Linked DNA regions of Homo sapiens: region 2 is linked to region 1. A link is an interaction called in ENCODE POLR2A ChIA-PET data of the cell type or tissue named here. Cell type or tissue: GM12878. All regions are shown on one strand. Each heading gives the region's core, and the rest is flanking DNA. Links, peaks and the distances in the headings are about the cores only. Region 1 overlaps FHOD3 (formin homology 2 domain containing 3). Region 2 overlaps FHOD3 (formin homology 2 domain containing 3).

Region 1 (5,380 bases), core at 52-5,051:
CTTTTAAAGAGCTTTCCAGAAGCTCCACCAGTGACTTCCATCTATAGTTCACTGATGAGAACTGTGCCACATTGTAGAGTGCCACATTGTGGAATATACATTGTCACTCCAAACACAATTGGATTCCCATTATAAGGCAGAAAGGGAAATGGGTATTGAGTGGGTAACCAGCAGCATCTGCCTCCGCAAGAAGAGAGGACATTTCAAAGAATGGGCGGTTGAGGACACTGTGCCACAAAGGCAAGTTGTGAGAGGAGCAAGGCAAGGCTGGGAGTGGTGAGCAGGAGATTTAGGGTGTCTGAAGGGGGAGAAAGCAGAAGGGTGGTGGGGGCAGAGGCTGGCAAGGAGAGACTGGGGGCTGTGAAGAGAGCCAGCAGGATTTCCCAGGAGCTGAAATCTGTGAACAGCTTGAACAAGGGCTGTGTCCCATCACAGGGTACGTGAGGGTGGAAGACAAGAGAATGAGCTAATCAAGATGTCAAGGACCTCATACCAGACACAAAGATGAACTGAAAACAGACCATAGTCCTAAGTGTAAGGGCCAAAACAATGAAACTCCCAGAGGAAAACAGGAGCAAGTCTCCATGACTGGGTTAGGCAGTCATGGTTCTTGCCACATGTGCTTTCCATGTCTTAGATATGACAAAAGCATAAGTGACAAGAGAAAAAAATAGTTTGGACTTCATAAAAATTAAAGCCTTTTGCATCCCCAAAAGACATAATTGGTAAAGTGAAAACACAAGCCACAGAATGGGAGAAAATGTTTGTAAATCATATATCTGATATCTGATGACCTGGAAGACAGGCCATGTGAAAGAAGCCAGACACAAAAGGTGAAGTACTGTTTAATTTCATTTGTATGAGATGGCCAGAAAAGACACATCTCTAGAGGGACAGAGTAGATTGGTGGTTGCCTCTTGCTGAGTGTGGGGACACAGAGCGATTGCAGATGGGTATGAAGGTTTGGGGGTGTTTTTGCATTGATGAAAAAGTTAAAAAAGTTAGATTGTAATGACTGTATAACTCTATGAAGATACTAATAATCAGTGGATTATATCCATAAAACAGGTGGGTTTTATGGTACCTAAATTATACCTCATTAAAGCTTACAAAAAACGTGTAAGGGAATGACTATGGAAGAGAGACACTGAGCTGGTGACGGCCGGGCTAGGTGTGGGGAGAAATTCCAGCTTCTGTGATGAGAGGACACTAGCTGAGCGGAAGTTGACTGAGAAAGTTCATTCCGTCTGCCTCATGTCTTGTTGAAGTGAGGGTGAAGGAAACTGGAAGATGAGAGAACCAGACTGGCCTCTCTGAGAAGGTATCTAGAGAGTTGACCTGTTTTGGTAGGTCCCTTTTCCCCAAGTGCACAAACTTCACACTTTGGTTGTAGCACATGTTGCCCAGGGTGCTTCCACCTGGGTCCCCTGTGTGTCTCGGACTCCTCACACCTTCCAGTTAAAGTAGATGACTCATTCCTCAGAGGCTGACGCACTTAGAGTTGCACACACAGGAGGCACAGACATTAGTATAGTCCCTTGAGAAAATTAAAATGCTACATCATGGGAACTTTAATGAAGAACAGGAAAAAGCATCAAATAGTAACAAATGGATTATTATTGTCGATTCTTGAATGGGCAGTGAAGAGAGAACGAGAAAAAGGTATGATGAGGAGAGAGGTGGGAGGAATGAGAAGAGGCAGACAAAAATGAAGCAAGAGACATACAGAAAGTGAGAATATTCAGACATTAAGACAAATGGAACGAGGGAGAGAAAGTGGCTGAAAGAACAGTAATATCAACAAGGGTATTACCTAACATTATTCAGCATTTATCACATGCCAGCCATGTCCACAGCATGTTACTTGCATTGATTGATTGAATTCTCACACCCTCAGGAGAAGGTAGACATTATCTTATTTTACAGACAATAAAGCCAAGGCTCAGAGAGGTTAAGTAACTTGTCCAAGATCACACAGCTGGCTTCAGAGTCGATGTTTTTCTACCTCTACAGTCTGCCAGGGGAGAAGAGAACACACCCGGAGATTAATGTAGTGGCAACTGCCTCTCTTGCTTAAACTTTGAGCTTCTGGGCAAGTTAATCTTAGCTAGCACTGTCCTTTTACTAGCTGATGACTGGTTCAAATCCTCCTCCATCTCTTTATCCCTGAGATGGAGTGCCAGTTGAGCCCCACAGCTCCAGAAGCTTACTAAGAGCTTTTTACTCCTGGGGCAACTGTTGAGGGGGCCCTTGTCCCTACTTTTGCCAGATGGTGAAACATCTGTTTCTATCCTTGACTGAAACTATAGTTTATTTCTTCTAATTTAAGTGGAGGAGTACTTGGGAGCATTGATTTCACTGTTGGTTGCTGGAGAAAGTCATCAAGCTTCTGTCTCTATACCACTCAATTAAATAATGTAAGCACTTGTTCTTATAGTCACAAAGGGCTTTATATGTTACTCTTGTAAAAAGGCTCCCTTGAGACACAGGGTCAGAACTGAAACATGCAGGTTTCTGTGAACCTTAGTTGGTTAAACCAGACTTTTCCCAAGGCCACTGATATTACTGTAACAGAAGTCTGTGTATTCTGAGAAGGCAGGATGTTTCAGAAAGTTCTTTTAGCGGTAGTGCCGTTGTGTCCCTGGTGCGTGTGCCTCCATAGGGGTTTCCTTGAGTTGCTTATCTATTTTAGATAGTCCCCTTGGCACTTGGGTAGCCTTGGCCTTGGCCTTGGTTGTGAGCAGCCCATTGGTTGTGGCTGCCTGCTCCAAAGAGTGGCTGTTCAGAAGCTGGTGATGTGTCCCTGGCAGTGGCTGTGCTGATAGGAAAGGAATCCGAGTCTCCCTGGGGAGATTAAGGTCAAGCTGAGCCGCGTTGCCTTCTGGGTCACTGGATTCTGGGTACTTGGCGCATTCCACTTCATCTTGCTGCAAAAACACAGACTCAAAAGGAGTGGCAGCTGCAAAACTAACCCAGAATGCTGGTATCAGGGAGAAAAGGATGGCTAAGGTGCTTACAGTAAATACATACTGACAGCCTCTCTTTGGTATGTGGAAGCCCTATGAAGGCAGATATCAAATTTTGTATTAGTCAGGGTTCTCCAGAGACACAGAACCAAGAGAATATCTATCTATCTGATATGGATTGGCTCTGTGTCCCCAACCAAACCTTGTCTCAAATTGTGATCGTCAGGTGTGGAGGGAGGGACCTGGTGGGAGGTGATTGAATCATGGGGGCAGTTTCCCCCATGCTGTTCTCATGATAGTGAGTGAATTCTCATGAGATCTTAGGCTTTAAAAGTGTTTGGCAGTCACCCCCCCATCCCTCCCCACCGCTTTCTCCCCAGCCACCTTGTGAAGAAGGTGCTGCTTTCCCTTTACCTTCCACCATGATGGTGAATTTCCTGAGCCTCCCCAGCCATGTGGAACTGTGAGTCAACTGAACCTCTTTCCTTATAAATTAGCCAGTCTCAGGCAGTTCTTTAGAGCAGTGTGAAAACGGACCAGCTCCTATTCTCTCTCTCTCTCTCTCTCATCTATGTAATCTATCTATCTAGAAATATTTATTTTTAAGGAATTGGCTCAGGCAGTTGTGGGGACTGGCAAATCTGAAATCTTCAGGGCAGGCTAGCAGGCTGGAAATGCAGGTAGGATTTCTATATTCCTGTCTTAAAGCTCCATATACTTTGTGCATCTCATAGAGTACATCTCATACGTATGTATGAGTTCAGAAAATAATAGTCTAAAGATGCAAATCTTGAGAGGTTGTCCATGTGAATTCACTGTAAGCAGCTTAGCATCCTTTTCTGCCTGATATTGGCACCAGTAGAATGAGGGAATGAATGAGAGGAGCACACATCTGGGGGGCAGCTCTGTGGAGATGTTAGGGGCACTGACTCTAGGGTCAGACTGCCTGGGTTGAGTCTGAGCTCTGTCGCTTTCTAGCTGTGTGACTTCAGCTCCATTGCTTAACTTTTCTGGGCCTTGATTTCCTTATCTTTAGAATGTCAATAATGTTATCTACCTGTATTTGTCCATTTTCACACTGCTATAAAGACATACCTGAGACTGGGTAATTTATAAAGGAAAGAGGTTTAATTGACTCACAGTTCTGCATGGCTGGGGAGGCCTCAGGAAACTTAGAATCATGGCAGAAGGTGAAGGAGAAGCAAAGGCACATCTTACAGGTGGCAGGTGAGAGTGAGTGAGAAAGCAAAGTGGGAAGAGCCCCTTATAAAACCATCAGATCTTATGAGAACTCACTATCACAAGAACAGCATGGGGGAAACCACCCCCCTGATCCAATCACCCCCCACCAGGTCCCTCCCTCACACCTGGGGATTACAAGTCAAGATGAGATTTGGGTGGGGACACAAAGCCTAACCCTATCACTACGTCATAGAAATTTTCTGAATACTAAATCTGTAAAAAGTACTTAGAACCTCATCTGGCGCATGATAAGCATTCCATAAATGTTAACAACTATTATTATTTCTGAGCCGAAACTGACATAGTGTCCCATAGTGGGGAAGGGAGTATGCCTGTGATTCTTTAATTTTCCTTTGAAAGTTTTAGCCATGAAGGAAGAAAAGGGTGTATTTACTGGAAAGGCAGGGATAAAATGATTGTCTTTAAACAGATATGATTAATTCCCTAAGAGAAGCCAAAGGACTTAGCAAAAAGATTTTTAGAATCAGTGGTAGCAGGGAAATGGCCATATGTAAAAGAAATACATAAAAGTGAAACTTTCTCCAATATGTCAGTTTTAACTAATTAGAAAATATAGTGGTGGAGGGAAGCTACCAAATTTAAAGGGATCTTATGGTGGATGTCCTTTGTTTTATTTTATTTAAACACACACACACACACACACACACACACACACACACACACACACACACACACACACACATATATATAGAGAGAGAGAGAGAGAGAGAGCAAGCAATATGTGAAAATACAATAAGACCAAATAAGGTTTTCCTAAGAAGTCAAGAAGACTTACGTATATGTGTATATATAATATATATGTTATATACATGTAAAACTATTATATTGGACTCTAATTCTTGAACTCTAAGGGATGAGTCTTATATGGTCTTGTATTATTTTTACATATTGCATAATTTGATTTCTCAATATTTTCTTAGATTTTTGCATCTTAGATTTTCAGTGTGTCTTTTTGGTTAGGTTTTAGTACTGAGGTTACACCAGTTCCCTAAAAAACCAGGGACTCTTTTTATCCTTTGTAAGCCCTAGAGGTGGTTATACAGTGAGGCAATTGTGCAGTGAAAGGCAGGGTGGTGCAGGTGACCGTGGAATCAGATTCTGTGCTTTCAACCCTGCTTCTGTTTCCACCAGCCCTGTATGCAAGTTACACC
Region 2 (5,380 bases), core at 288-5,287, 270 kb after region 1:
CTGGGAAAATGCTATGCTCTTCTTCCTTCCATGTCTAGGAGGTAAGCAATGGAAGAGGTAGGGATGGAGCCAGTGTTAGCAGTGGCGAATCTATACGGGTCTGCATCAACTCAATTCTTGCCTCCTTGAAGGAAAGAATTTGTCTGAGGGGCAAAAGACAGACCAAGACAAGTTTTTGAGCAGGAGTGAGAGTTTATTAAAAAATTTTAGAGCAGGAAAGAAGGAAAGTAAAATACACTTGGAAGAGGGCCAAGCAGATGCCTTAAGAGATCCAGATGCACTCTTTGGCCTTTGACTTGGGGTTTTATACATTGATGTGGTTCCAGGGTTTGTGTCTTTTCTACCCTGATTCTTCCCTTAGGTGGGCTGTCCGCATGCGCAGTGCCCTGCTGGCACTTGGGAGGGGCTGCGTGTGCACTGTGTTTACTGAAGTTGTGTGCATGCTCACTTGAGGCAGTTTCCCCTTATCTTCCAGTGTTCCTAGAGGAAGGTCATATACCAGTTAAACTCTGCCATTTTGCCTCTTAGTGCGTGTGCTTGAGCCCAATCACCCAACTTCTCAGATCTTATTGGGAAGCTGCTGATCACTAGCTTTATGTGTTTTTTCTCTCTTAGGAGACCGCCTTTCACTGGCACCAGCTATGACCAATTATTATTTTAAAAAGACAGTTTAACAACTGCCAGGCCATCACTTGATGGTCACCTGACATTCCTGGAGTTGGGGGATACTCTCCTTCCCTAGTCATATCTGCCTAACTACCTATTCTAACACCAGCATTTATGGAGGATTAACTTTGTACTGGCTATTGGACTAAACAATTTTACATGTATTGTAAATTCCATGAAGAAGGTAGGAGTATCGTCCCCATTTTACAGGTGAGGAAACCGAAACACAGAGAGGTTAAGGAGCTTGTCCCCAGATTACAGAGGCTCTGCTGGGTTGGGACCCAGGCAGTCAGAGTCCATAGCCTGCACTCAGAACCTAACATACCTGAAAGTACTCTCTGAATCTATAGAATGTGTTCAGTAATGAGAATGTTATATCTTTTGAGGATGAATTAGATTTGTTGAGAAAGCAAAAAATCACTCAGAGCAAATGTTTTACTGGAACTTGGTAATCTTAGTGAGCTGTATTGTTTTTTAGTCACTGTTTGATTTTGATCCTGAAATCATACTTACTGATTTGCTTGTTTTTCTCATAAATGGGCACTGAAGACATTTTATAGAGGGGACTTCTGAAAATGTTCAGAGCAATAGCTGCAACACTGGAACAAGGCTTTCCAGTTAGTCATAAGTAACCACTACCTTGGCGATGGAGTAAGGGAAGGTATAGAGAACAGAAACTCATAGTTAAAAGGAAGCCACAGTTAACTATCAATTATCGTGAGGCTGTGGAGGAGCAGAGACCTAAGCCATCCTCAGTTTTTGATGGCTCATAACTGATGCATACCAATTAGTGGCCCAGCAGGTGGTAGGATGCGGGTAGCCAAGCCTTGGGGCTGTGCCTTTGGAGTGGGAGCTGGAGGGAGGCAATTGGAGGGGTGTTGTTTTCTATTTTCCTGCAGGAGTGAAGAAGAGTTTTGGCATCTTTCCACCAGCCACAGGAAGCAGTGGGCAAATCGGGGAGCCTACTTATGGAACTGTGCTGGGGGGTGAGCTCATCTTCCCATGTTTTGACAGGAAGGAGGTGTGTTTACATGCCTAAGTTTTAGGACAGCACAGCTTCCCATGCCTTGTCCACAAAACTTCATTGCCAGGATTAGAGAATTCATCCTGAGTCTGCAGTAGAATAGCAGAATAGTAGAGCAGCCCTATCTCTTTCTTGGAAGCAGTTGGCAATGAGCAATCTATTTGCAAGCAAAAGACATACTGTGAGATGGGGTGTTATATGACGTTAATCTACAAAATCTGCAACTCAGGTGACCTGCTCAGCCCTGGCTCCTGGAGGAAGGCTGGCCGTGTGCAGTGAAGGAGCAGCAGGTGAGGTGGGGGAGGGCATAGGCGTGGTTGTGTGTAAACTCAGGATGATGGTACCTGTACTCCTTAATACGGTGGTGGGAGAGTTAACACAAATATGTGCTTTGCCCAGTGCTGTTATTATCATCAATCCATGCCCTGAAGCATTCACGGATATTACTCTGTTAAGGTAATTGTTAAATGAATATGGACGTGAATTGGAGAAAATATTTTGTGCACCCGCATAAACATGCTAGAGGATTTCACAACAACCAGATTAACAACCATTGGTACTATGAGTGGCAAGTAGCTACTTGGGAAGATTTATCTGATGGTAAGTGACTTGTTATAAATGGGATTCACTGACAAGTGTGGTGACCTCCTGACAAAAGTATGATTGGAATACAGCCAGTGATTCAGCAGTGTCCAAGAGATTCATGCTGAGTGTTGAATAGCAAAGGGTGGCCTGGAGAGAAGAGGTCTGGGAAGGCTGGGAGAGTGGGCTTGGAAATGGGAGGAACTGTATTGAATAAAGGCAGAGGCACTGGGACATGAGGAAGAAGTTACTTTGCAATGCTCCTGGTATCTGGGGCGGGATTGGCTTCTCAAATATTCGTTGTGACCAGATTGCAAATTTGTTGTGGGTTTGAACTTCCCTGAATTGAATCTGAGGATCTTTCTAGGTTCTGAAGAAATTGGCAAAATTTTATCCTTAAGGCCAAGTGGAGCTACTGATGAATTTCAAATGATTAAGTGAAAATCAGTGTAGTGTTTCTGCAGGAGCATTCTGGGCACAGCATGGGGAACTCACTGGGGGAGAGCAGGCTGCACAAAGAGATTGGTGCAGGGCTTTCGCTGGTCCAGGAAGGAGTGGAGGGGGCCTGACTGAAGCAGGGGAAGAGAGAAGGGAAAGTACAGGGAGGTGCTGAGAATGCAGGAGGCTGTGGTTTGTAGGACAATGACTGGATTGCATGGTGACAAAGACAAAGGGGCCTGAGGTGATTCTCTGGCAATCAGTAACCTGGGGCCAGTCAGTAAGCTCCTGGATGTATCTATGGGTCAGGCAGATGGAAATTCCCATAGTCAGTTGGATAGGCACTTCTGGAACTCCAATACCTGTAGGTGATGGTTGAAGCTCTAGTTTAGAGGCCCTAACCCAGGAAAAATAAACTGCATGGGCAGAGAACTGGCTGGGGAAAACCAGCAAGAGAATGTACAGAACTTTCATCTCATGAAATGAAGAAACTGAGAACATCACCCACATTTCAAGTCAATGAACCTTGACATCAGTTATCATCAAGTGTGACTGTTTCTCAGGCTAGAGTGGACTTAGGTGGTATGAGGGCTCTGGAAGAAACAAGCTGTTTACTATGGGAATGGAAGCGAACATACCTCAGATGGAAAGGTTCAAGTTCCTAGTTGAATCTTTTACTTGCTTTGGGAATTTTCTTTCAGGGCCAAGTTTCCCTTTGACCTGTCCAAACCCCACATCTCCTGTAAGATGCACCTTCTCCTCTGTGTTCTGAATGTTCACAGCACTTTCTAAGGCTCGATTTTTGCTGGCAGTCCACGCAGGCATGGGTGTGGGTCATCCAGCTAGAGAATAAGCATTTCTCTCTATAGCCCTCTGCAACTCCCAGGATCCCTTTGGAGATGGAGCAGGGGCTATCTAAGGAGTACTAAGCTGGGTTGATCAAATGCAGCCATGGAAAGAGAAATGAGATTATTTTTTCTTGATAAGAGCCTGTGGAGGCAGCCTGGTGGTAACTCTTCATTGATGAAGGTTGAACAAATAGGGAAGTGAAACTCTGAAGATGTACATTGAAGAGGCCAAAGAAAGCCTGGGCACATTTGGGATGATTCTGTGTAGCCTAAATGCCTTTGATCGTCCCGAGAGAGCATACTTCCCAAAGACATGATAGCTCAGTGAGGAATCCAGAGACTATTATATCACACTTCAGGAGTACTCAATTACCATATCCACATGGCCCCAGATAAATAATTTCATTCCTGAGGTTTTTTTTTTTTTTTCCAGCCATGTGGTTCTGGTTTTATAAACATGAGATTAAAAACTGACTAGAGATGAGCCCTCATAAGGAGGTGGCTGGTCAGGGCCTGTGGGGTGCAGGTATTTGTCTCCCAGGGGTCCTTGGATAGAGCAGGGATGGTGGGGGTGGGCATGTCACGACTGCATGCATGTGGGCAGGCCTTCTGGTATGAAACACATACTGAATTACCAGACTTCAGAAGCTATTTTTTCTTTTCTATATATTTTTTCATTCATAACAAGCTTTGCAAAACTGCCTTCCAAATGGAGGGTCAAATAATTTTGATCATGAGATCAGGAAAAAACAACTATGAAGTACCTTGGACTCTACCTTTGTTTTTGTTTGCATTTATGGACTTGGGTCCACATCCATGATAGCTCATGTCTATAAGTAAATGAGCAAGCCACCAGATCTCTAGAAGAGAAGCCCCCAATACTAGGTGTGTTATTTCAGAGTAGCCTTACATTAAAAGACTTCTTAGTCAATAGTGACATCTTATGACCTTTGATATTACAGTTACTGATTTTGTTGAGACAGGAATACTGTCTTCTGGGACTAAAGGAACAAAATCATATTCATTTGTTCATCTAACTCCTATTTCATTTTTGTTTTTGTTTGTTTTGGGGTTTTTCTGAGACAGAGTCTTGCTCTGTCACCCAGGCTGGAGTGCAGTGACACAATCTCAGCTCACTGCAACCTCCGCCTCCTGAGTTCATGTGAGCACATCCAGCTAATTTTTGTATTTTTAGTAGAGATGGGATTTTACCAAGTTGGCCAGGCTGGTCTTGAACTCTTGACCTCACGTGACCCGCCTGCCTCAGCCTCCCAAAGTGCTGGGATTACAGGTGTGAGGCACCGTACTAGGCCCCAACTCCTATTTCCTTGTGCCTCCCATGTTCTTGGATCTGAGAATACAGTGGTGAACATGAACCTTACAAAACATACAGTTTCATAAGACAGAGTGCAAATATTATAGCAAGTAAATATGAGTAGCTTTAGAAGAGGGCTTTTGAAGCGAGCCAGCAGGGCCATGTGGTAGATAGAGGGTTACAGGGATATGAGAATATATCCTTGAGGAGACCCTCCAGAAGTGCACAAGGATGTGGACAGGGAGAGGCCTTACTGCATCCCTGTGGTACAGCATGGCAAACAATTGGGGACTAGCTAGATCAGTAAAACGTCTACTTTTGGATGATTTATGTTGTGGATGCCACCAGCAGGTAGAAGAAATGCACAATACCAATACCAGAAGTGCTAACGTAGTTGTCAAATCATTTGCTATGTAAAAAGATTGTAGAATAATATGTTTTTTTTAAAATCTAGATGTTTATTCACCAAATGTATAACAGTGGTTATTTCTGGTCAAAGGAGACTTA

The links. ChIA-PET counts read pairs that join two places held together with the same protein. Peaks named below come from ENCODE experiments on the same cell type or tissue, not always from the same donor. Only the 100,000 strongest peaks of a DNase experiment are listed, where the experiment ranks them.
Region 2: POLR2A ChIA-PET joins it to region 1 with 5 read pairs; 1 of 35 experiments calls an interaction of 5 or more read pairs at or near these places.

Annotation. Positions count from the first base shown.
Region 1 is chr18:36,364,589-36,369,968 of GRCh38, forward strand. All of the region lies in intron 2 of FHOD3 (formin homology 2 domain containing 3), which reads left to right. Among named protein-coding and RNA genes, the nearest start is that of FHOD3, 70 kb to the left of the region's middle. RefSeq lists an enhancer at 2,651-2,700. In GM12878, for the core only: no CTCF peak of the experiment used is centred there; DNase peaks (open chromatin) are centred at 1,473 and 2,603; H3K27ac peaks cover 3,496 bases.
Region 2 is chr18:36,632,685-36,638,064 of GRCh38, forward strand. All of the region lies in intron 10 of FHOD3 (formin homology 2 domain containing 3), which reads left to right. Among named protein-coding and RNA genes, the nearest start is that of TPGS2, 190 kb to the right of the region's middle. RefSeq lists an enhancer at 3,203-3,292. In GM12878, for the core only: no CTCF peak of the experiment used is centred there; DNase peaks (open chromatin) are centred at 1,327, 3,217 and 3,757; H3K4me3 peaks cover 536 bases; H3K27ac peaks cover 3,446 bases.